Linked DNA regions of Mus musculus: regions 2 and 3 are each linked to region 1. Evidence: chromatin loops called from intact Hi-C (ENCODE). Cell type or tissue: left cerebral cortex. All regions are shown on one strand.

Evidence for each region. Peaks named below come from ENCODE experiments on the same cell type or tissue, not always from the same donor. Only the 100,000 strongest peaks of a DNase experiment are listed, where the experiment ranks them.
Region 2: a loop joins it to region 1, with 6 times the contacts of the local background. A loop is called at or near these places in 30 of 42 quality-filtered maps.
Region 3: a loop joins it to region 1, with 2.9 times the contacts of the local background. A loop is called at or near these places in 22 of 42 quality-filtered maps.

Annotation. Positions count from the first base shown.
Region 1 is chr9:55,105,962-55,113,961 of GRCm38, forward strand. No RefSeq gene overlaps it. Among named protein-coding and RNA genes, the nearest start is that of Ube2q2, 39 kb to the right of the region's middle. In left cerebral cortex, a CTCF peak has its summit at 4,746 (motif pointing left); a DNase peak (open chromatin) is centred at 4,730.
Region 2 is chr9:55,019,709-55,027,708 of GRCm38, forward strand. It overlaps Chrna3 (cholinergic receptor, nicotinic, alpha polypeptide 3), which reads right to left and starts at 6,854. Exons shown (of 6, transcript NM_145129.3): 1 at 6,623-6,854; 2 at 4,580-4,719; 3 at 4,438-4,482; 4 at 2,471-2,580. The coding sequence starts at 6,686. In left cerebral cortex, a CTCF peak has its summit at 4,399 (motif pointing right); DNase peaks (open chromatin) are centred at 4,413 and 6,679; H3K4me3 peaks cover 601 bases.
Region 3 is chr9:55,046,699-55,054,698 of GRCm38, forward strand. Chrnb4 (cholinergic receptor, nicotinic, beta polypeptide 4) reads right to left here and starts at 1,846. Exons shown (of 6, transcript NM_148944.4): 1 at 1,746-1,846. The coding sequence starts at 1,797. In left cerebral cortex, a CTCF peak has its summit at 275 (motif pointing right); no DNase peak of the experiment used is centred here; H3K4me3 peaks cover 361 bases.

The sequences.
Region 1 (8,000 bases):
CACAGACACACACACAGACATGCACACACACAAAAATAACAGAGGCTCACTTCCTTTTTCCCCTATATGTCAACACCAAAAAAATCATTGATCCCATGTGTGGTGGTTTGTATATGCTCTGCGCAGGGACTAGCACTATTATAAGGTATGGCCCTGTTTGAGTAGGTGTGGCCTTTTTGGAGTAGGGGTGCCACTGTGGGTGTGGGCTTTAAAACCGTTGTCCTAGCTGCCTGGAAGCCAGTATTCTGCTTGCAGTCTTCAGATGAAGATGTAGAACTCTCAGCTCCTCCTGCACCATGGCTGCCTGGATGCTGCCATGCTCTTGCCTTGATACTGGATTGAACCTCTGAGCCAGTAAACCAGCCCCAATTAAATGTTCTCTTGTAAGAGTTGCCTTGGTCATGGTGTCTGTTCACAGCAGTAAAACCCTAACTAAGATACCATGCTAATGGCCAAAGCTCAGATGACCCCACTTAAGAAACATCTTTCTTAAGCCCTCTGTACTCAAGTAGCATCTTCTCTTTCTCAACAAACTAGGAACCCACAAACTCTCCCATTGCTCCACCAAGGGGCAAGGGGAGTGTGATGAGGGTTCACTGTGAGTTATTCCCGTGGCTGAGCCCAGCTACTCCTCGTAGAGAACAGTGAAATGCAGCTTGGCGCATTATAGTCCTGTCTGATTGCAGCCACGGGATAAGCAAATCATTTTTATTTAAAACCAAAGAGCCCTATAATTTATTCATGAATGCCACACATTAGATCCTCCATTCTGATTTAGTTGCCTTCTTTGAAGCAAATCTATAAGATCTGAATTATGCACAAAATGCTCCCAGGCTAATAGAAGAAAATGCTCAAAATATCCCCAATACAATACAGTGTGGTGGTGAAGGGCACAGGTTCTTAAATCAGACCACAGTGCATTCAAATCCTGGCTTTATTACCGCAGGCAAGTTATCCTCTCTGTGCCTTGATTTCCCTATTTGGGGACTGGTGATGCTGATAGTGGTATCGCAGAGCTGTTGAGAGGGTTACAGAACAAGCATGAGTATAAAACACCAGGAACCATAACAAGTGCCACACAAGCATTTGTTATGGTTATTTCAACATTTCTGGTGTAAGCCTCTGCCCAGTGAGATGCCTTGGCAGGTAAGGGCAAGCCTGACTTTGATCCCTAGGACCTACACAGTGGAAGAAAAGAACTGATTCTTACCTCTGTCCTCTGACTGCCACACTTACCTTCACATGAACACACACACACGTATGTGTGCACACACAATAAGTAAGTAAATAATACATTCCTTAGATGATAGACATCCCCAAGCTGATGTTGCAATGCACATGCGTTTCTTAAATTTCCAGCTCCCAAACAAGGAAGAACCATGGAGGCAGGAGGAGGGATCTTGCCTAAGATTTGGGTAGTTTGGGTTCTTGGGCTTGTTGGTGCCAAAAATACAGCTCTCACCTCAAAGGGCATAGGGATAGTTTATTCTGGAGCTGAAGTTGAGTGACCATGGCCTGAGAAACATGGAGCAAAGTCACCCTGGGGGCCCACGTTCCGTGCAGAAGTGGTTCCATATAGATCAGAGAAAGTTAGAAATTAAGACAAGTTTAAAATGAGTCGGTGGGTACAACAGAGAGGTGGTAACAGCAAGATGAGGGAAGTCTGGTCTGTAGGCCTCAGATGCTACCTCACAGCACTTTTAGCTTTTGAGTTCTCAGGAGTTAGTGGTCTTTTAAGCTTATAGATTCCAAAAGTTTTTTTTTTTTTTTTTTTTTTTTTTTTTTTTTTTTTTATCTATTAGTGACAGCATGTTAGCTCTGACATGGAAGTGGGTGAGGAAGTGGGTTCAGGGGTCTAAAGCTAGTCCACAGAAAAGTAATTAGCCTCTGGACCCACAACATTCCAACCCCTCCACATCCAGTGTGGTTTAGCTCACTCATGAGCATCCCACCTCATAATTTTGTTACTGAAAGAGGGGTTTCCCCTTTGAGATTCTTATACAATTTAATAAGAGAACTTAGAAATGAAATCAGGGGCTAGAGAGATGGCTCAGCGGTTAAGAGCACTGTCTGCACTTCTAGAGGTCCTGAGTTCGATTCCCAGCAACCACATAGTGGCTCACAACCATCTCAAATAGGATCTAATGCTCTCTTCTGGCATGCAGGTGTACATGCAGATAGAGCACTCACAAGCAAAATAAATAAAATAAATCTGAAAAAAAAAAAGAAGGAAGAATGGAAATCAGAAGCTGGAGGATATTTTATTAGAATTTGAGAGAAAACATCAGCATAGGCAAGCTGAAACCCCTGCCTGCTGCCTGGAGGAGGGGATGGAGGTGAGGAACTGGTGGAGCCTTGTAAGTCATGGCCAAAGAGAACAACCAGGTTTGGCAGCAGAGGCCAGCAGGCTGGTGAGGGTGAGGGCTGGGAAAGCAGCTGCTTGGCGGGAGGGCGGGGAGCTTCCTGGTGTGTGGGAAGTTTACTTAGGGTTTTGGCCAGTACCCAAAGGAAAACAACGAAGGAAAAGGGAAATTATCATTTCCTGAGAGGTGAGAACAGTGAGCAGACACCACGGTGATACATGAGGACGCCCTGCAGGTGAGCATGCCAGGTAGGACTCCCTGTGTGCCTGCTGCCTTCAGAGACAAGTGGAAACCGTCGGATCCAGTATCCTAGGGAGGGGGAGCCCATGAGCTCTTTGGGGAGAAGGGTGTAATTAGTCCTCCGGAGTCCTTAATGTGTCTTTGGGTGAATCAGCTTTCATTTTTAGGGGGCTACGTTATTGACAGGGCCAGGTGAATTAACTCTGAAAAGGAGGAGACAGTAGTACGTAATATTTGTGTAACTTAGAATGGCTGGTCACCACGCAGGGACAGGGGCAGAATGGAGACTATTCTTTTCCTTATTGGCCCTCAGCTAGGTCTGGATACTGCTACACTTTCACTTGGTAATTATGAAGGGGGTTCCCGAAAAGGGACTTCCCTTCCTAGAGTTTGCGGGAAAGTGCAAGGCAGGGTCTGTTCTCTGTGGCCTCCAGGGCTGATGGTGTCTGTAAAAACCTTAAAATCAGTAAGGGATCAGACCAAGGACAGGAGCCCTCGAGTGCTTGTGGCATGTTTGGCATCCTTCCAGGACAGGTTCTTTCTAACTTCTGCCAAGGACCTGAGCCAGACCCCTGACCCCAACTACACTGAATCTCTCTCCTACCGTCAGTGATGTGAGCATCTTCCAAAGTTGAGGACCTGAAGCCTTTAGGAGCTTAAGGATTTGTCTCCTAATTTCATCACACGCAGATTAAGTTTTAATACGAATTCAGACAATACAAACACTGAAATGATAGAGGAGATATTTTACTGAAAAGGAAAGACGATGGAGCTAGGTATAGTGGACATTCCTGTGGTCCTAGCCCACCAGAGACCAAAGAAGGAAGGTCTTTAATTTTGAGGCTAACCTGAGCTACAAATTAAGGTCATTCTTGAACTATTTAGCGCTATCCTGTCTCAAACAACAAACACACCAAACAACAGCAACAACAACAGCAACAAAGTCTTGTTTCCCAACTTGGCCTTTCCTTAGATTTCGTATGTTTACAGCCCATTTTTTTTGTTTGTCACGTGATAGAGACCCTTAGGGTCCTTCTCAGATGAGAAGGGTTGTAGTAATTTTGAAGCCTCTTATACCTGTGTTATTGGGATAAACCCACATTTCTAACTTAGATTTATGTTAGGACAGAAACTCAGGGCCATTTGTAGCAATGAATGACCGCCAGAGAGACCATTATATAGCACACACAATCCAGCTATAAAGACAAGTATTAGGGCAGGACGCCCAACCAAAGACTCCTTCACGCAAATCCCTTGTTTGAATAGCAATGAAACATCTAAAAGTGGAAATGAGGAAAGTTTGAGCCCTTTCTGCTGCGGATGGATGTTTGTGGGCTATTAACTGAAGAGGGTTCAGAAACAAGGGATAAATGGCATGCTAATTCGGGGTTGAATAGAGTGATGGGACACTCTTGGGACTTTAAGAATCATCTCTAATGGGACTTGTGTATTTGCAATTCAGTGGACCAGTATGCTTAAATTCAGAGATGATGAGGGCACTCGGAACAAAATTACAGAAATAAATTTAGTAAGGAGGGTCAGAAGAGGCAGAAATTGAGATAAGGTCAACATTCTAGCCCGACGTCTATTTCCTAACTCACTAGCAATCATAACTGAGGGGTGGTGTTCTAACTAGAAGCTAAAAGCAGCCCTTGGGCAGATGGTTAGACCCTAGAAGGTGCTGCAGGAGTGATGTCATTGCCAGATCACCTTCGAAGACAGTGATGTTTGGAACAGAACATTGGATGTTTGTAAAAGAGAAACAAAAGGTGACCGAAGGGTCAGTGAGCATATATTCCAGTTACAGGTGAAAATATGTTTACACCTGTCGTCCTGGAATTCTTAATAGTGCCCATTTCCACTCACTGAAGTATGCAGAGTTGGTTGCTAATCACGTCTTCCACAGATGAAACTGGTCAAAGGACCCAGGTTTGTAAATGAGTGTAGACTTACAGTCCACAAGCAGGCCTCTGCCTAGCCAAGAGGTGAACACCCACCCCGGCCTGGCTAGGCCCCGCCCCCGCCCCGCCTCACTGGCCCCGCCCTGCTCCCTCCACCTCCCTTCACTGTCCTTCCCTGAAAGGACTGAACTGGAGAGTCCAGCTTCCACGTTGTTCTAGTGCCACCTGCAGGACATGTCGGGGAATCGCCTGTCTTGCCACAAGCCATGGTTTTGACTAACCCTTGAGCGTGGGCCAAGCTCAGGTTTTGGAGTGAGCTGGAATCTTCAATGAGGTGGACCCAGCTGAAGACAAGAAAACCAAGCTCTTTTTACGCACTTGTATTCATGTTTTATGTCATGTTTTATGTAATTTTCCAGAAGGCAAAAGAAGTCTTTAAGTGCACAGGATTTTGATGCCCATGAAGCAGGTCCAAGCAGCTAGCTGCCTCCAATTTGTTTCCCCATCCTTAACAAAGATCTTAGAAGGGGAGGAAAGCCAGCAAGCTGAGGAGAGCAGAGTGGCCTACTAACCTCTCTCTCTCTCTCTGGAATCTGAACGGGGAGTTTTTTTTTTTTTTTTTTTTTTTTTTTTTAGATTTATTTATTTATTATATGTAAGTACACTGTAGCTGTCTTCAGATACACCAGAAGAGGGCATCAGATCTCATTACGGGTGGTTGTGAGCCACCATGTGGTTGCTGGGATTTGAACTTCAGACCTTCGGAAGAGCAGTCGGGTGCTCTTACCCACTGAGCCATCTCACCAGCTCGAACGGGGAGTTTTTGTGAAACTACTCTGATTTGAGCAGTATTTCAAAATTACAAAAACAAAAGCCCCATACAAATCTATTATTGGCCCATGTGAGGCTGAGTTGTGAATAAAGACAAGGTCTTTTCTTTGACGTGGAATTATTAATTTAGAAAATCTCCTATAGTCACTAAATGACCCCAGACTATGATAATTTTTGATAAAATTTGTCAGAACAGATCTCAGGGGCCTCAAGGTTCTTGGGTGGTGCAGACAGCAGACTACTGGCTGGCCGTGTCTGGAAATGTTGTTTACAAAATGACTGGTTTGCAAGGTTTTTATATCCTTACTAACATTTACCCGGCCTGGAAACCTGTCTCCCAAGCGGCTCTTAGATTTATGCCTTGATAATAACTGTTACATTGCAGGAGTCATTTACACCTTAGTGAGAATCATCTCAAATTCCCATTTCTCCCAAGTTAGGTTACCAGGAGAGGATGGGAGGGGAGAAGGTGACAAGAATGTCTTTGCTCTTGAAATCTCACTTGTCTTTCTAATTCCCTGGCAATGGTGTGAATTTCAGTCTAAATGCCCATGTAGGGCCCCCCCTTAAGATAGATTTGTTTTGTTTTGTTTTGTTTTGAGACAGGGTTTCTCTGTGTAGCCCTGGCTGTCCTGGATCTCACTCTGTTGACCAGGCTAGCCTCGAACTCAGAAGTCTGCTTGAACTCGGAGATCCGCCTGCCTCTGCCTCCCGAGTGCTGGGATTAAAGGCGTGCACTACCACTGCCCAGCTAAGACAGATATGTTTTGCCTGTACTAATTCACAAGACAGAGCTCTGGGAGGGACTGGGACCGGGGCCTGGAGGTAACAGGAAAAGGTTTGTCTTAGGGAGACACTGTATATTCCCGTGCTGCCGGCTTGGAGCAGTAGAGACCCACACCAGTCACCTCCATGGGTGTGGCTCTGCCATCAAGAACTTCCCCATCACAGGGAGCTTTAGTGGTATTTTGAGTAGATTTGATCAATTGCTCTTTTCCTAGACTCTGGGTCTTCAAGCCAGACATTTTCAGTTATATACTCAGAAGCTAGAGGTGTATTTCCAGAGGCTCAGAGCCAAATGGGATTCACTGCGAGCTTCCCCAGAGTTCCTGAGGGCAGCAGCCCAGCCTGAGCAGCCCTGACATGCACACCCTTCTCAGGCCATGCCCCAAAACACCTACTCTCAAGCTTGGGCACCTGGAGGGGCACAAGTGGGAAAGGCTGTGCCCAATGTCCCTTGCTAATTCTCTCAGTAGACAAGTCGTTGTGCCAGCTGCTTTCCTTCATGAAAACTGATCAAACTAAGGCCCCTTCCTAAAGGACAGGCTGAAACTGACCAGCTTCCTGCTTCTAATGGAGGGTGCTCTCCCTGGTGGAACTGTACCAGCCTCTAGTCAAAGACGATCCTTCTGAGTGCCACAAGACTCATCTGAGGATTGTTTCCCCTCACCCAACACAAACAGGAAGTTTAATTCAAATAATACCTAGAAGTTGAGCTGGGGCTATGCCTCAGAGGGTAAAAGCACTCATATGAACCTGAGACCTTGAGTTCAGATCCCAGCAACCACAGAGAGAAAAGCCAAGCATTGTAACCTGGTACTAGCATGTTCAGAGATAGGAGGCACACTGGAGTATCAGGGAAAAATACAGGACACGGTAGAGCAGGACACACAGTGGCATCCTCTGGCCTCCATACACATACTTGCAGGCTCTTACATATGTACATGTTCACCACATGCGTGTGCACACACAAAAATCATGCCCAGACTGCACATGTATGCCACATGCACGCACACACATGCACACAAATCATGCCCAGAAGGAGCTGATGGTCCCGTCCTGACTGCATGGAAATTGAGCTGTGGACAGCTGAAGCTAGTTAGAGCTTCCATTATCACACACCACCATGCAGACCAGCAGCCCGAGCAAGCTGCACATGAATGGTACTAGCCAATGCATGGCACCTTGGTCTGTGTGCAAGTGCACAAATGCATTGAGGGAAAATCTAGAAATAAACAATTTTACTCTTAGCTGCCCTGTAGGTCTTTGTATCACTTTGTTGAAGTTCAGCTTAACTCCTGTAGCCTTTTTGGTCACTTTTTTTTTTTGAGTTGATAATAACTCTGTTTCAGTACCACATAGAAAAGAAAATTATAAGCTGATCTTCTTGACAGACATGGATGCAAACATTTTCAATAAAAATGCTGGCAAACTGAGTTAAATATCACAGCAAAAAGATCATTCATCATTTGAGACTATTTGAGCCGAAAATCTTCTTTTTGCTATACTGGGAATGGGGATTGGGGGTAGCAGTCACAGGTTGAACCCAGGGTCTTCTATATGCTAGAAAAGCTCTCTTTTGGTCACGTTTTTAACTTACTTGTTTTGTGTGAGGAGGTGAGTGTGGAGGTCAGAGGTCAGAGTGTGGAGGTCAGAGAGCAGTATGTGTGGAGGTCACAGGACAGTGTGTATGGAGGTCAGAGGTCAGAGTGTGGAGGTCACAGGACAGTGTGTGTGGAGGTCAGAGTACGATGTACAGGAGGGGCCAGTTCTCTCCTCTGCCACTATTGTTTTATAAAAACACAAACCCCAGCCATTCGGTTTTACCAAATGAAGGCAGACTCTGTGGAGAAAGCCTGCTAGCTCAGAGAGGCAGAGAAAGCAC
Region 2 (8,000 bases), 86 kb before region 1:
GCATGTAGAGTCTGAGAGCAATGTCAGGAATCATCCTTGATTGTTCTTTCAGCCTTATTCATTGAGGCAGGATCTCTCAGTCAAACCTAGAGCTTACCCGGAGTTGCTTAATCAAACCCAGAGTAGCAATAAGGTTTACTTGTGATGGCCTGGAGTGCCCCTGTCTCTGCCTTCCAAGGCTGCCACACACACCAGGCACTTCCATGGGTTCTGGGAAATCCAGACTTTGTTCCTCGTGATTATGTTGAGTGCTTTAACTACTGCTCTCTTCCTAATCACGATTCCCACAAGATTCTGTTGGAACAAAGTTGTTGACATTGTTGTCTATTGAGTGGCTACTTTGAGCTACAAGGACAGAGTTGAATAGCTGTGACAAAAACTGCATCTACTCAAATTCTACTTTTCAAAAAATGCTAAATTTTCTTAAATTTATTATTATTATTATTATTATTATTATTATTATTTACTACTTGGTCTTTCCAGGGTATCTGGATGCCTCTTCTATAGCTCAATTGTGTCATGTCACTGAAGAGAACACTGAAGGCCAAAGAACAGGGTTGATTTGTTCAAGGTCCACAGAGCATCTGTGGGTAGAGCCTGGGCTTTTCAGAACGTCAGTCGCCAAGTGAAGCATCAGCAAACTGTGTGTGTATTCAATGGGCAAGTACCAGAGGAAGGCCAGCTCTGACCCAGTGGCTCATCCCTGTGGTCTCCGGGGATCCTGTTCACTTGTTATAGCCGCAGAAGCCCCTGGTTGTGCCTGCCCATACCAGAAGGCCTGTTTGCTGTGCAGGTTGGGATTTAAAAACATGTGCCACCAGGAGTCACAGAACACAGGGACCCAGCAGGAGACTAAAATCTGGCACAGTGCTTGCCACATGGCACCCTTGTATTTGTTGACCAAACAAGTGGCCAAAAGCCTAAGTGAAAATCTCTACCCATCACACATATGGAGGGAGTTCAAGAAATGGGTGGCAACAGAGACAAAGAAACAACAGCCGCAGCAAGGGTCTGAGCTGCTCTACCGCCGGACTCCTTGAGTTGGTTAAAATGAGAAAAGGCAGTGAAAGTGTAAGGGATCGGCAAAGGTCCTTACATACAAGAGAAGATGAGACGATTATGTGTGGAAATGGAGCAAGGCTAGAAAGAAAATCACAGCAGCAGAGACTTGTGAAAGCTGAACAATGGGGCACGTACAACAGGAGGACAAGCCCACTATCCACACGATTAGCGACGGTTCCAGTGTCTCATGAATGTCAGCATTTGAGGGCACAGGGCCAGAGCATCATGAGACCCAGGGGCTAAGTAGGATTAGCTGCTGAATGGGGGTAACATAGGGAGGAAAAATGGGGTCTCAAGGTCCAAAGAGTGAGTTCTAGGGTCATAAACATAGAAGAAATAGCCACCTCTCGAAGAAAAGGACCATACGGAGAAGCCTCTGTGATGAGCACTGACAATCCCAGCACGAGGGTACTGCACCTCCAACACAAATAAACAAATGTAAAGAAATCATTACAGTGAGAATACACAGAGGGGTGCAGTGAAGTCAGTCAAGGCTGGGGCAGCTTTGTAGAGATCTCAGAACTCTGTACACTGATCTTAACCAAAAGGCCAAGAAGCGATTAGATCTCAGAACTCTCAACACCCCACGCCCCACAAAACTCTCTTCCGGAACCACTCGGAACCAAAAAATTGTCATGGCAGGAAATGGAATGGACAGAGACCGATAAAAGTCCTTTGGGTAGCCATGCTAAAGAATATGGCACTTATAAAGGAGACATATCAATATGTATATAAACTTTAGAGAAGACACTAAAAAACAAAGAAGAAAATGTTTTAACCCCAGGAAGATGTGTGTTTAGCAGCTTCTCAGTGATTATTCTGGTCTCTAGCCTGGGACAACCTCTGAGTCTTGCCCAGTCCTGATTTTCTCTCACGAGTATTCCCTCTCAAAGAGGGTGAAACAGCCATCTCCTCCCATCCCTGCCTGCAAAGCTAGTGTCCGCTGCCATGTGCAAGCCCCTCCCTTGATGTCCCAGGTCCCCCCACCGTACACCGGGGCTGCTCCAGCCTCATACCCAACAGTGCAGATAGTGAGGTCACTCTAGCTACCCATGGCATACTCTCCTGCATCCCCGGACCTTCCCTGCTGCAGGTCCCCTCTTCCAAAGCCCGTGTGACCTTCAAGACCCACTTCAATGGCATTTCCTTCCAGCAGCTTTCCATGGTGACCTTTCCCTTCTTCCAGCCACACATGGAAGGAACCACTCAGCATCCTGCAGCTCTGTGGCTCACTGGCGTCTATGGTACCCACTGCATAACAGATGCCCAGTGCCTCCAGGGTGAACGAGTAAGCAGACCCCTTTCAGAAAGGGCCGAAAAAAGCCCAGACTGTAAGCATAGTGAGTGGCTGGAGGACCAAGCGCCCAGTCTTCCAGACCAAAAGAGTATGGGACAGCCAGCTCCTTACTTGTTGTAAAGCACGATGTCTGGTTTCCAGATCTTCTCTGCAGGGACTCGCATGAACTCCACCCCTTGGTAGTCAGAGGGTTTCCATTTCAGCTTGTAGTCATTCCAGATCTGACCAAAGGAGGTGGGGAGAAGACAGTAGAAGGACCAGCCAGGTTTTCTTGACAGACATGTCATTATGGCCATCATGGTGACAGACCACCCCTTCTTAGGGTCACTGAGCCATTTCCCTGCTGCAGAAAATGTTGGCCAAGGGAGCAACATGGGGGCAGCAAGGCAGACAGCATGAGCTAAAGCTGCAGGTTGCCCCTGCTCTCTAGTCAGCCTTCATGACTGGGAGCTTAATCCTTATCAACCAAACGGGAGCCATTAATCATTGCCTTCGATCACATTAGCCAAGATGGCAGCCTTCTGTATTTCTACTAGGTTCATACATTAAACTCCTTTTTTTTTTTTTACATACTTTGAAATCACTCACCAGCCAGGTGTAGTGGCATGAGACTGAGGCAAGAGGGTTGTGAGTTCAAGGCCAGCTTAAGCTACATAGGGAGTCCTAGGCCATGCACTATGAGACCGTGAATAGGAAAAGAGGGGTGAGTCAGTGACTAAGGGATTTGTTGCATAAGTGTGAGCATCCTCAGCAGAGATGGAATCCCTGAGCACACAACCCTCCCACTTCATAATCTCAGGGAGGCAGAGACGCAATCGCTGCGGTAAGATGGCTCCCTAGACCAACAGAATCATTGAGCTCTAGGCTCAGTGAGATGCCTTGCTTCAACAAATGATGCAATGACTGATCATGGAAGACATCCTCTATCAACGTCTGACCTCCAAATTCATGCACACACACCCTCACACATGTGCCTAGGCACATGCACACACACACACACTCGCACACACACACGCACACAGAATATGTGGGGTAGAGACTTAGCTTACTTGATAGGATGCTTATCTAACAGGCTCAGTCCCATCCAACGCCTAAACCAGGCATGGGGACATACTCCTATAATCCAAGCATTAGGAAGATGAAGGGCCAGAAGTTCAAGGTTCTCAGCCACACAGTGAGCTTGAGGCTGTCATGAAATACATGGGATACCCTCCCCCATCTCAAAAAAGCAGAATAATCCTTTCTAAATATAAGAGTTCCCCCCCTCAGAATGGAGCCTTGATTCCACAGGACCATAAAAGTGTTGAGCACAGACCACCAGAAGGAACAGGATGGGGCTGTGGCCACAGAGGAACATGTAGGTGGGACGCTTCGCTTGGCTCGCCAGCCTCTTCAAACAAAGGCTTGTAGGAGCTGAGTGCTAGGCTGGCTGAGCTGGCAGATGTCGTGATGTCTCCCAAAAGATCTGGCCAAAGCTTCCCTAGGGAGGACATGTGGGAACAGAACACCAGTGCTCTGCTCCTGCCCCATGCACAATGCAAGAGAACCCACCTCTGGCTTTGCAAGAGAAAGGAAGGATGTCTTCGTGAGTGTTACCAGAATTGGGGGTCAGGGGTCCAGTGTATGTGTGTGGTTCTGGCTGGCCTGGAACTCATTCTGTAGACCAAACCAGCTTTGGTTGGTTGTTTTTGGTTTTGTTTTTTTGTTTTTTGTTTTTTTTTTTTTTGAGACTAATGTCCCTCTACATAGCTCTAGCTGTCCTGAAACTTGCTATATATATCAGGCTGGCATTGAACTCACAAAGATCTACCTCCCTCTGTCTTCTGAGTGCAGGGATCAAAGGCTTGAGCCACAACACCCAGCTTGTTCAGTTTTGTAAGGGGGCTGTGGATAGAATTCTCTCTCCAGGTTGTAGCTTGTCTGTCTGTGATGTGAGTGAGGGAGTCAGCCCTCAAGAGCAGTCAGGTGACCCTGTCCCGGGTCCAGGAGTAGTGTCCAGTCCAGTTCCCCTTTTCCCCCAGCAACAAATAAGGCAATCACCACCAGGGGGCAGCAGTACACAGAACCTGGGTACTTACTTGCTTCAGCCACAGGTTGGTTTCCATGATCTGGTTTACTTCATCCTAGAAAGTGAGATTGAAGTTGACAGGTGACTGACCAAAATAAGGCAGAAGACTCCCCTAGAACCCCAGGGGCACATCGTGTGGCCCCAGCACTTACCACCTTCACCAGCTGAGACATAGACACCTCAAACTGGATGATGACAGGATGGGACACGTTAGCCACCGGCCGGATGATCTCGTTGTAATCTTCAAACAGGTACTGGAACAGGCGGTGCTCAGCTTCCGAGGCGCTGGCCACTGAAGGAGGTATCCCTGTCAGTCCCTGAGGAAATGCACCTCTCCCAGAGAGGGCAGCCTGCCCACAGACTGCCGTCTGCCAGGGTACTCTGCAAACTCGGGCTTCCAGGCTAGTAATGTTCCCTGGAAGTTACAGGCTGGGAAGCCGAGGTCGTGCACATTCAGTGGTTTAGAAGCCTGAGTTCTGAAATTGGGTACATCTAAGGAAAATCCCGGCAAACCGGGGGAAGCTGTGTGCGCTTAGGCTAGTAGCTCAAACTCTCTGAACCATCGTTTCTGAACTATCAAAGAGTATGCATGAATGCACCTCAAAGGTGGAAGTGAAGTGCTTCAGTCACTGGCCTGAGGCAAGTGCTGGAGAACTGTTAGCTTGGTGGGATCCTGTCAGAGAATCTACACTGTCTCTGTGTGTGTTCCTGCCATTTTCTTAGCTTTCTCCCCCCTTCTCTCTCTTAAATCTAGGTAAAGACTTCCTTATTTTCTTCTTTAAATTTTTCATTACATTAATGGAGGAGGGTGCATGCTGTGGCATGTGGGGGGCAGGCTCCAAGGGTGACTCAGTTCTCTCCTTCCACAATGTGGGTCCTGGGAATCTAATGCCGGTCATAAGGCTGAGTGGGAAGTGCCTTTCCCAGGAGGACCAGATACTGGTTTTTTGTTTGTTTGGTTTTTGTTTTTGTTTTCTTAATAAAACTCTAACCTTTACATAACCACCTAACCTTGCTATCTAAGAGAAAAAAAAAAGAGCTATTAGCGGCTCAAACCTTTATTGTTCCTCCAAGGAAGGTTGTGGTTCTCCTGCTGCCCAAGTGGAAAGATGACTCACCCTGGGGTGGAGCCACTCGGGGTTCCCCCAGGCCAGGAGCCCTGTTTTCCACCGTGTCAGAGATTACAGCCCCTTCACTCTCTCCAAATTCTGCAGGGGCTTGGTTATCATATCGTAGGAGCCAAGATGCCTACCGGGTTCCTGGCTGGGCTGTCTTCACATCCTCATCCCAGCCTTTACCTCTGGTCCCTGGGCATCCTTTGTTTACAAATCCACTCCAACTAAGCAAGACATATTGGCTCAAGCTGTCTGCTTACAGTACTAGGGTCAGTCTAGGTACAGTCTCGGGGGAGGGGGCCGGTGTAACTTATTTTCTTCAGGCTGTGATTTAGATTTAAGCAGGACCCATGCAGTGGAGCAGACTGTAATGATGCACAGCCACAATGCTGGTGTCGTTCCCCTCGCCCCTGCGTGCTCTGACCGCCTTCAGGGGAGCATCATAGCTGCTTTTCTGCTTCACTCGCCAGCCATCCTGGGTCTCTGGAAGGGCTTTTCTCCTAATAGGCTCCCCCCTAGAGCCTCCACGACGGCCTGGGAGGAGCGATCACGTCGAAGGTCTCTAGGCAACGCGATCATTTTGCGCAGAGACCCGATGACCAGAACCAGAGGCTTGGTCCTGCCCCAGCTCCAAAACGACCCGGTAGCTTTAGACAAATATTTAGCCTTCTTTGGCCGCATGTTTTCCCACTTAAAACCAAGCGGTGGGAGGAGGCAGATGCTGGAAGCGGGGCTGCGGGGCGACGTTCGGGACCGGGACCCAAACCTCTATCTCCCTAGCAGAAGCAGAGGGCCGGTTCTGGGCTAGTCTCGAGCCTCAGCTAACTAGCAGGTTTGGGAACAAAGGAGTAGCCAAGGGACTCAGTGGTAGGGACTGGGATGCGCGTGCACAGGCAGAACCGTGGGGCCACGCTGAGATTCAAGGCAAGTGGGTGCCTAGACTTCTAAGGCTCTGGTGGTCAAAGTCGTGCGGAAAACAGAGCCCTGGGCTGCAGCCTCGCACAGGAGACCCACCCGCCGCCCGATGGCCACCGCCCGCAGCCAGCCTAGGCTCCGGACCCGACCGCTCCCCGCTTGTACCTGGCAGCAGCATCAGCACCAGCATCAGCATGGACAGCGGCGGCGGGGGCAGCACAACACCCATGTCTGAAGACCGCATGGACAGGACCGGAGCCACTCTGGTGCTGACCACCACCGAAGCACAGCTAAGCTAGCACGGAGAGCGCGGGGTTCCTCCCGGCTTCGCGCCGCCGAGCTCCCGCGCACTTGCGCGCCCGAGTGCACGAACCCCAGGCAGGCAAGCGCTGCTAGCAGCCGCAGGGCGGGGAGGCTGGGAGGCCAAGGCAGGAGCTGCGTCCGTCGTGGGAGGGGCGTCGGGCCACGGTCTTCTGCGTCGATGCCTCGATGCCTCGCCCAGAGCCTCCCTGGACTCTTGAAACCTCTAGGCTACAGACCAGTCGGGATCAGGCATTGTCACCATGGCAGGAAGAAAGGGTCAAATTTCTGGCCCTGGCTTTCTGGCAGGTACAGCTCTGAGGAGGGCTGGGGGCCTATCACATGTGCCAGCTCTAGTGTAACTCAAAAGTGGACCGTGGAAGTTTATGCTCTTAAAGTAACTATTTTCAGCACGATGCTGTGTGTGTGTGTGTGTGTGTGTGTGTGTGTGTGTACACAGCATACAGTTAAGAGGGACTCGATGGCTTGGGATGGAAACAATATTGGCAAGGAGTTCCCCATGGTGGACGCAAGGGTGATGATATCTGGGAGGTTTTATATTATTTTCGCTACTTTCTTTAGACTATGCTAGAGATGCTCCTTGAGAAAACAGACAAATGCTGATGGTTATAGCTCAGCAGTAGAGTGCTTGTCTAGCACACCTAAGGTCCAGGCTGCGATTCCCAGCAGAGTAAATAAATACTTTTATAAGTAAAGTTGGAATAACTAGAGGATCTGGCTTCCCATAGTGACCGTCATAGATTTCCTTTTGTGGCGGTTATAGATTTCCCTTGGTCTCACTGCCAGCTGCAAACCCATGTGTCCCAGGAATCGACGGTGACAAGGTAGGTGTTCTGGGGTCTCTTGACCTCTCTGGCCATCCACCAGGGATGGCTTAGCCCATGAAGGCTTCCTTGATGGTTCTTGGGGACCTTGTAAGGGTGATGGAGCAGTACTAAGCTGGATCATGGTGATGAACATACTAAAATTCATGGTATTGTCCAGTGCACAATGAGTGAATTTATACTTCAATAAAAGTGATCATTTTAAAAAGAGTTTTGTTTATTGTGTGTGGGGGGGGGCGTGCACACACATGGAAGCCTGAGAGGAAGTATGTGTACATGCACACACATAGAAGCCCTAGGACAGCTTTGTGAAGTTGATTCTCTCTTAGAGTCTTTATAAGGATTCTAGGGATGAGATTCGGGCCTCCAGGCTTGAGAGGCAAGTGCCTTCGCTCACT
Region 3 (8,000 bases), 59 kb before region 1:
AGGGAGGTTGCTCTGCTGGGCCTATCACTTGTGTCTGTGTTTGTTAGCATGCCTGTGGATGGGGCAGAGAAGTGAAATGACCAGCAGGGCTGTTATGGCTGAAATGCACCCCCTCTTTTCACCTCCAAAGGGAACCCTAAGAGCACATAGGCAGACTTTGCCATCTACTCCTAATGCTTTCCAGAGCCTGTCAGATCCAAGAGATAAGTAACATGTCAGAGGGTCACCACCAGCTCCTGAGGGCTTTCACGGAGTCAAACTTTATACAGTTAAGCAGATAAACCACCACTAGAGGTCATCGTGATACAATGTTGAAAAAAAAAAAAAAACGAGAGCCCCATTGGCTGCTGCACAAGGTCTTGCCTTTGGAGATTTTCCTTGGCAAGAATGCTCCCTTGAGGAAAAGGAGAAAGGTTGAGAATCTGATAGGATTCTTAACCATAGTGGAATTGTGAGTGTCTCTCTGTGTGTCCAGTCTGAGAAAGCATATCCAATCTAGAAATAGAGAGCTATCTGGGGATGCAACGGTTAACAGAATCTCATTGGCAAGTGTGTATCTGAAGGGCAGGGCTTGCCAGGTGAGGGCATGTGCTTAGTGAAGGAGGGGCCTGTGAGATGCAGATATGTGCTCGCTAAAGGGTGGCTGTGAGCATCTTAGAAACTCAGAATGCTGTCTTAGAAGGAACTCACCAAATGCTATCAGTGCTTCTCCAATCACAGGTCAGAATCACCTGGCTATATAAAAGCCAATTCCCCAGCTTCCATTTCCAGAGGTTCAGATCCCCTGAGCCTAGGCTGGGGTTCAGGAGTCTGTAGAGGAAGGTGCAGACAGCCTAGTGGGACCATACTTCAGAAATACTGCCAGTGTTTGTCAGATGACAGGCAAGGCGGATTGTTGTCATGGAACAGATAAGGAGCTTGAGAGAGGGTAACAGAATAGGGGCACCCAGCAGTGATCCAAAGCCATAATGCATACTGTGCCAACACTACTTTGATTGGGAGACCTTGACTGTTCCCCACTCCTAATTCTAGTACCTTCTGGATGTGATCTTTATGGGAGGAAGATGCAGCCTTGGTTCTCTGGGTCCATTGGAGCTCAGAGGACAAGCTGGTGTGCACACAGCTTGAGGTGGTGGGGGTAGAAGCTACGAAGGACCTTGGAATTTAAGGGGGAGGGTAGCTGAGTCTGGAAGAAACCCTCACTGTGTCTGAGTGAACCTGGGGAGGAGAGCTGAGAGAGTCTCTTCAGTGTCAATGCTAAGTTTGTGAGCTGCAGACCCCAGTTCATCAACCTGCCCTCAGCTAAGCAGGGTTAGGGACCAGCTATGGCAGTGCCCACCATATATGTGATATCTGGAAGACCTGCCCCAAAGTGCAAAAATACTTCGCACATATGGAATGCTAGTGTCTTGGTGACCCCTCTCTCTCTCCAAACAGCAGGCTTGCTCCCACACATTTATACCGTAGCAAGTTCATCACTTCACTAGAGTTGAAAGAGCCTCGGAGGACCCTTTGGGGACCTCTTAGCTCTGGGACTGATCTGCACTGCCCAGCTTGAAGACACTCGTCAGTGATGGTGACCTGGCAGCATGGAATAAGGTAGCGGGGACCCCAAACCTCACAGGCCACCCACCCAAGCCAGCCTGCATCCCCATAGGGCTTGCCCCGCCCACTCCCCAGCTGGTCCGGCCACTCCTCCCACACTGCGACCCTTGTCCCTCCCACCTTCTCTAAAAAGAACTCACCAGGCTGAAGCAGAGCGAACAGAGAGACGAGGAGCAGGGGCGTACCCCTCATGGCCGGCCGGGTGGCTGCCGGTCACCCCACAATGGAACCGCGAGTGAGCGTCTGTCCCAGCTGGCAGTCTCTCTGTGCCCGGCGGCACTAGGACCCGATGGAGCCTGTGCTCCCCACCTGGGAAGCTGCTGTGGGTCCCACCCACTTAGAGGACTGAACTGGAGTTTGGGGTAGACCCAGAGCAGGGTGTGTCTGGGGGAACCTGTGGCTATGGATGATGGTCCCGAGACTTTCTCACACTCAGGAGCCGGGTAGTGCGTGGCACTCGGGAGGGTGGACTAGCTCTTGTCTCATTCGTCTTGGGGACTGGGGAAGGGGTGGAGTTACAGGGTAAGGGAGGGTCTGAGAGGGCAGGCTGCGTCCCCCTCACCCATCTTAATCTTAGCCTGGCTTACCCAAGGCAGTTTAAGTGGCTGAAAGAAGCATACATTAGCCTTTCCCACTCCTAGGTGGTCCACGCTAAGTTTCAGGATCTAAAGTTAGAGGACAAGTCAAAACAGCCCTGCACCTGGGACAACTAAGGGGCACCCAGCAGCTTCAGGGGCAAAGTGAACAGAGCTTACTTGGCCTGGAGAAGGGACGACCTCTGGACCTAAAAATAAGGCAGAAGTCCAGTCGCTTTCCCCGATGATTTCTTCTTGCTATAATCTGACATGTTGGCACGGGAGTTTAAAAACAAAAGCAAACCAACAAGCACAGAAGTCGATGAAATGCCTTGAGGATGGTTCCGAGAAGATAGGTCTGAGGACATCCTCTCCTCCTTAAACTGCGGCAATAACAGATTCACAGGGTGAACCCACAGACCTAACAGGACTGAAAATAAGTTCGTCTTCTCCCTGAACCCAAACCGGGAAAGAGATGTAGAAAGCCAAAGCCTGTGACCTGTGGGGCTTTGGAAGCTAAAGGCAAGGGTAGGTCCTTTCACATAAAGTGGAACTAGCAGACCCTTGGTAAGAGCCAGAAATCACCCCAGTCCTCGACAGGATGCTGGGGTGTGGGGTGTGAGAGTTTGCTTGCTGATAGTTGTCTGTAGTCCTGACTGTCTAAGGTATGCTCTGTTATCTCTGATGGGCCACAGGATGGGCGGTAGGTAGAGGCGGGGAGAGAGAGCATATTGAAGATTCTGGAGAAAGCAAAAGGACTAAAGGTGAGGGGAAGGAGACAAAAGAGAGTAATTGGGAGGGTGTGGTCAATGACCAAAACTTATTATATACATATGTATGACAATCTCATAACGAACATTTTTTTTTTTTGAGACAAGGTCTCACTATGTAGCCCTGGCTGTCCTGGAACTTGCTATGTAGGCTAGGCTAACCTCAAACTCACAGAGTTCCCCCTGACTCTGCTTCCTGAGTGCTGTGATTAAAGGCATGCACCACTATACCCAGCTCAAACCCATTTTAAAAAATAATTAATATATACCAATACAAAACATTTAAAAGGCACAAAATGTAAACTTTCTTAAAAAGCCCTCTAGTCAGGAAACATCCGTTATATTGTCGTAGGATTTCTTACACATGTGAGTCAGTAGCTGTTTTTTCAATTTGTTAGTAAAAAAAACCAAAAAACCTTGTAATGATTTTTTTTTAAAGACAAATTTTTTTATATGGGCCGGGTGTGGTGGCACACACCTTTAATCTCAGCACTTGGGAGGCAGAGGCAGGCAGATTTCTGAGTTTGAGGCCAGCCTGGTCTACAAAGTGAGTTCCAGGATAGCCAGGGCTACACAGAGAAACCCTGTTTTGAAAAAACAAAAACAAACAAACAAACAAACAAAAAGTTCCTTATATGGTACTTGTAGTTTTCCTATACATCTCAGATTTAAAAGAGCAAAATGTGCCTACAAACCAAGAGCTGCAAATAAATTAAGCAACCAGACAGACAATAAAATAAAAACCAGAGAATTCACTTTAGACAAAATATTTCTGCAGACAACTGAAAAGGAGTCCCATGAGGTACACGCAGACATGTGTGTGCAGTTACCTGCACATGCTACCATGCACCAACACGGAAGCCAGAGGAGGCTCTCGGGTCCTGCTCTATAAACTCTCCTGTATTCCTTGAGGCAGGGTCTCTCACTGTTCCTGGAGCTGGCTAGTGGCCAGCAAGCTCCACAGGACTGGGGTTACGAGATCATGTGACCACACCCAGATGTTTACATGGGTACTAAAGATTCAAACGCAGGTCCTCATGTTTGTGCAGCAAGTTCATACTAAGCCATCTCTTCAGACACAGATTTTTTTTTTTTAAAGAAGAGAAAAAGGGAGAGAGCTGTCCAGTTACTTTCTAGGCCAGTATGGGTCTCACTCGGCCTTCCTGACACTTTAGTCCTTTAACCCAGTTCCTCATGGTGACTCCCAACCATAAAACTATTTTCGTTGCTATTTCATAACTGTAATTTTGCTATTGATATGAATCATAATGTAAATATCTGGGTTTTTCTGATGGTCTTAGGTGAGCCCTGTGAAAGGGGCATTCGATCCCCAAAGGAACAGGGACTCACAAGTTGAGAACAACAGTTTTAGGGGGTAGCATAATCTTGGCATTGAGCTGGAACAAGGACATATTAGAAAAGTGCATCATAGACCAGTCTGCCTGATGGGTCTCTAACCCAGGGGACTGTGTGACCTCCTGAGTCTGATAACTGATCTCCTGTGATCTTGAAGAAATGATTTCCTTCTCTTTGCCCTTCCTTCCTTCATATTTAAAAAGAGGAACTAGTCTCCCCAGGAGGCCTTCTAAGGAAGAGAGGAAATAAGTCATGGAAAGTACCTTAATGCGACCTAATAGGGCCGGAACACATAAAACTTAATAAATGTTAGCTGTTATTGTCTATTATGAACACGGATTCTAAAATTCTAAATAAAATAAAACCAAGTGAAGCACAGCAGTGCACACAGGGAAAATGGTGTATCATTGAAATGTGGGCTCTCGCCCAAGAACACAAGGACCGATCCAGTCAGGTAACTCATTAATGTAATATGCAACCTTAACAAATTAAATATGCATCTGATACAACCCTTAGCACACCACTCCCTTAACCCAATAAACCTGCAGCATGGTAAAAGGAAAAACTGTGTGAGCAATCTCCATCCCAGTCAGCCTCAGACAGGCTACTTCCATCCATCACTGGATTTATTTAGGCCTTGTGTAGGAAATATGTAGAGATAAAACTAAATGAAATTGCCATTTTTTTTTTAGGTCACAAGCTTCCCCAAATCAGCAATTTATATGATCCAACCTATAATAGAAGCGGATAAAGGTAATAAATTTTAAGAATCGAAGAGGAAAAACTACCCGTGTTTGCAGACAATACGATTGCACTGTAGAAGATCCAAGAGAGAAATTATCAAATAGATGAATTAGTAGGACTAGTGAGAGAGTTAGCAAGGTTGCTGTATTGAAGATCAAATTAAAAACAATTTGTATCCCACAGGGGCTAGAGAGATAGCTTAGTAGTCAAGAGCACTTGCTGCTTTTGCAAAGCTCAGAGTTCAATTCTCAGCATCCACACCAGGCAGCTCACCACTGCCTGTAACTCCAGCTCCAGGGGACCCAACAACCAAGTCCCAGATCACACATATGTGTATATCCACACATCCAGAAACAAATAAATAATAAAGTAAATCTTTAAAAGGAGATTAGTGTTCCTGTACACTTCTAATAACATTCAAACACACAGTCGAGGGCTGAGATCACAGCTCTGCTAGTAGAGCCCTTGCTAACATGCATAAGGTGCTGGGCTAGATCCCCAGCAATGCATAAACTTGGCTTGATGGTGCACATCTGTAATGCTAGCACTGGGGTGAGGAAGGCAAAGGTCATCCTTGTGTACATGGTAAGTTTGAAGGCAGCTTAGGATACATGAGGCTCTGACTCCAAAGCAAAACAAAAAAGACTAGAAAATGTGCCAGAAAACAAACAGATCCTATTTATAATAGCAAAACCTGAGAATACATTTAGAAAAAAATAGGCTACTCCTTTTATGAACAATATCGCCATGGTCTGAACATGCTCCCCAAATTCACAAACTAAAGCGTAATCACCAGTGTGGAAATTAATATATTCAGAGACTGACCAATGGAAATGTCTACCATATACATTCTGAATAAAAAGATTCCATATTACAATTGATCACTTCTCACCAAATTAATCATTGTATTTCTGCGTGAATCGCCATAGGACTTTTCATGGCACATGGCAGACTAATTATAAAATCCATGAGAAATAAAAGTGGGTTGAGGCACAAACAAAAGTACACAAACACCAGGTTAGGCAAGGACATTGTGTATTCCAGGCTAGGCCTTTGCTAAGGTTAGGGTGCCAGCCTGGTTGGCTCTTGGTGAGGGGCCCCTCCTGGCTCAGGAGGATTACTTGGATCATCACGTGATGGAAAGCAGGATAAAGAACAAACAGACTCTTCTCCATTCCTTCTCATGAGGGCTCTAACCCCACCACAAGGGCTCCACTCTCTAACCCAGCCACCAATAGAGGTTTTCTTTATACTGGCACTATGGGGCTGGGGACTTAACATGTGAACTTTGTCCTTACAAAATAGTAAGCAACATTTATTTATTTACTTACTTACTTAGTTATCTATCTATCTATCTATCTATCTATCTATCTATCTATCAACTTATAGAAAGGGCCTCATGTCTCTGAGGCTGACCTGGAACACATATGTAACTAAAAATGAGGAATTTCTGATCCTCTCGCCTCTACATCTCAAGCGCTGGATTACAGGTAGCTCCACTATGCCCACTTTGTGCCATGCTAATGAAAGTACTCAGGTGTGGTGGTTTGAATAGATATGGTCCCATAGACTCATGTATATAAATGTTTGGCTATAGAGAGTGGCACTATTAGGAGGTATACCCTTGTTGGAATAGGTGTGGCCTTGTTGGACAGGGTGTGGCCTTGCTGGAGGAAGTGTGTCACCATGGAGGCGGGCTTTAAGGTCTCCTATACTCAAGAAGCTCCACCCAGTGTGGCACACTGTTCTCTTCTTTTGCCTGTGGATCAAGATGCAGAAGTCTCAGTCCCTTCTCTAGTGCCATGTCTGCCTGGATGCCACCATGTTTCCCACCATGATGACAATGGACTAAACCTCTAAAACTGTAAACTAGCTCCAATGAAATATTTTCCTTTATAAGAGTTGTCTTGGTTATAGTGTCTCTTTACAGCAATAAAACCCTAAGACACCGGAGCTACAGGCAAGTTAGGTAAGCATTCTACCAACCAAGCTAGTCCCTAGCCTCAGAAAGAAATGTCTTCAACAAAATACCAAAAAGACACATTCAAGAGAAAAATGATGTGAGATTCCTCTTGTTTTAAACCTTGGCATCATTCACTATTTAAACTTCTGCTCAATCAAAACTCCCACAAAGCTTAGAGAGAAACCACAGAATAGGAAAAGAAGTTGGTAATAAATACACCCAGCAAAGGGGTGTGTGTCCAGAGTGTTTCAGAGATTGCTATAGACATTAATATTCTAATCAGTCAAACAACCAAGAAGGTAAGACTCGGAACGTGAAGGCAACATGCAGATTCATGTGACGAAGCACTGACAGCTGCCCATGAGTGGTCCTTGACAGGAAGGAGGGAACTAGAAGCTAAGGCAGGGAAATGAAGTTTCTTTCTATTTGGAAAGCCACATTGCCAAACGTGCTGATGAGTTTTCAGAGCTGCGGACAGGTTCAGGAACTATTGCTGGTTTGTAGAAAATGTGACACTGGAGTTGAAGATGCTCATGCCCAGTGTTCACCCTTTCTACTCATTGTCATGTCTGCATATCAGTGACCAACTGGAAGTGACATCAGTGGCCATTATCAGGCCCTGTAATATCCACACAGTGGAGAGAGGTGGATATAACTTCCTTGAGGAGGAGCTTGCAACCCTCCACCCATCTACCCAGCCTGCTCAACAGCCTGTTTCTGTGCATCCCAGAGCTGTGAAGGATGCTGTCTCTCCTTTTTAGCTGGACAAACAAAACAGCAACAACAAAGACTATATAACAGAGGCCATCATGGTCTGCCAAACCTCAGGTATTTACGTGCTGGCTTTCCACACAAGGGTTTGCTGACCCTTAATTTCGAGTCACAGGTAAAACACAAGTCAGTCTTTCTAAAACACAGGACAGAGACAGCTCAGTTGGAAAAGTCCTTGCCACACAGCAGGGGGACCAAGTTAGATTCTCATGTAAA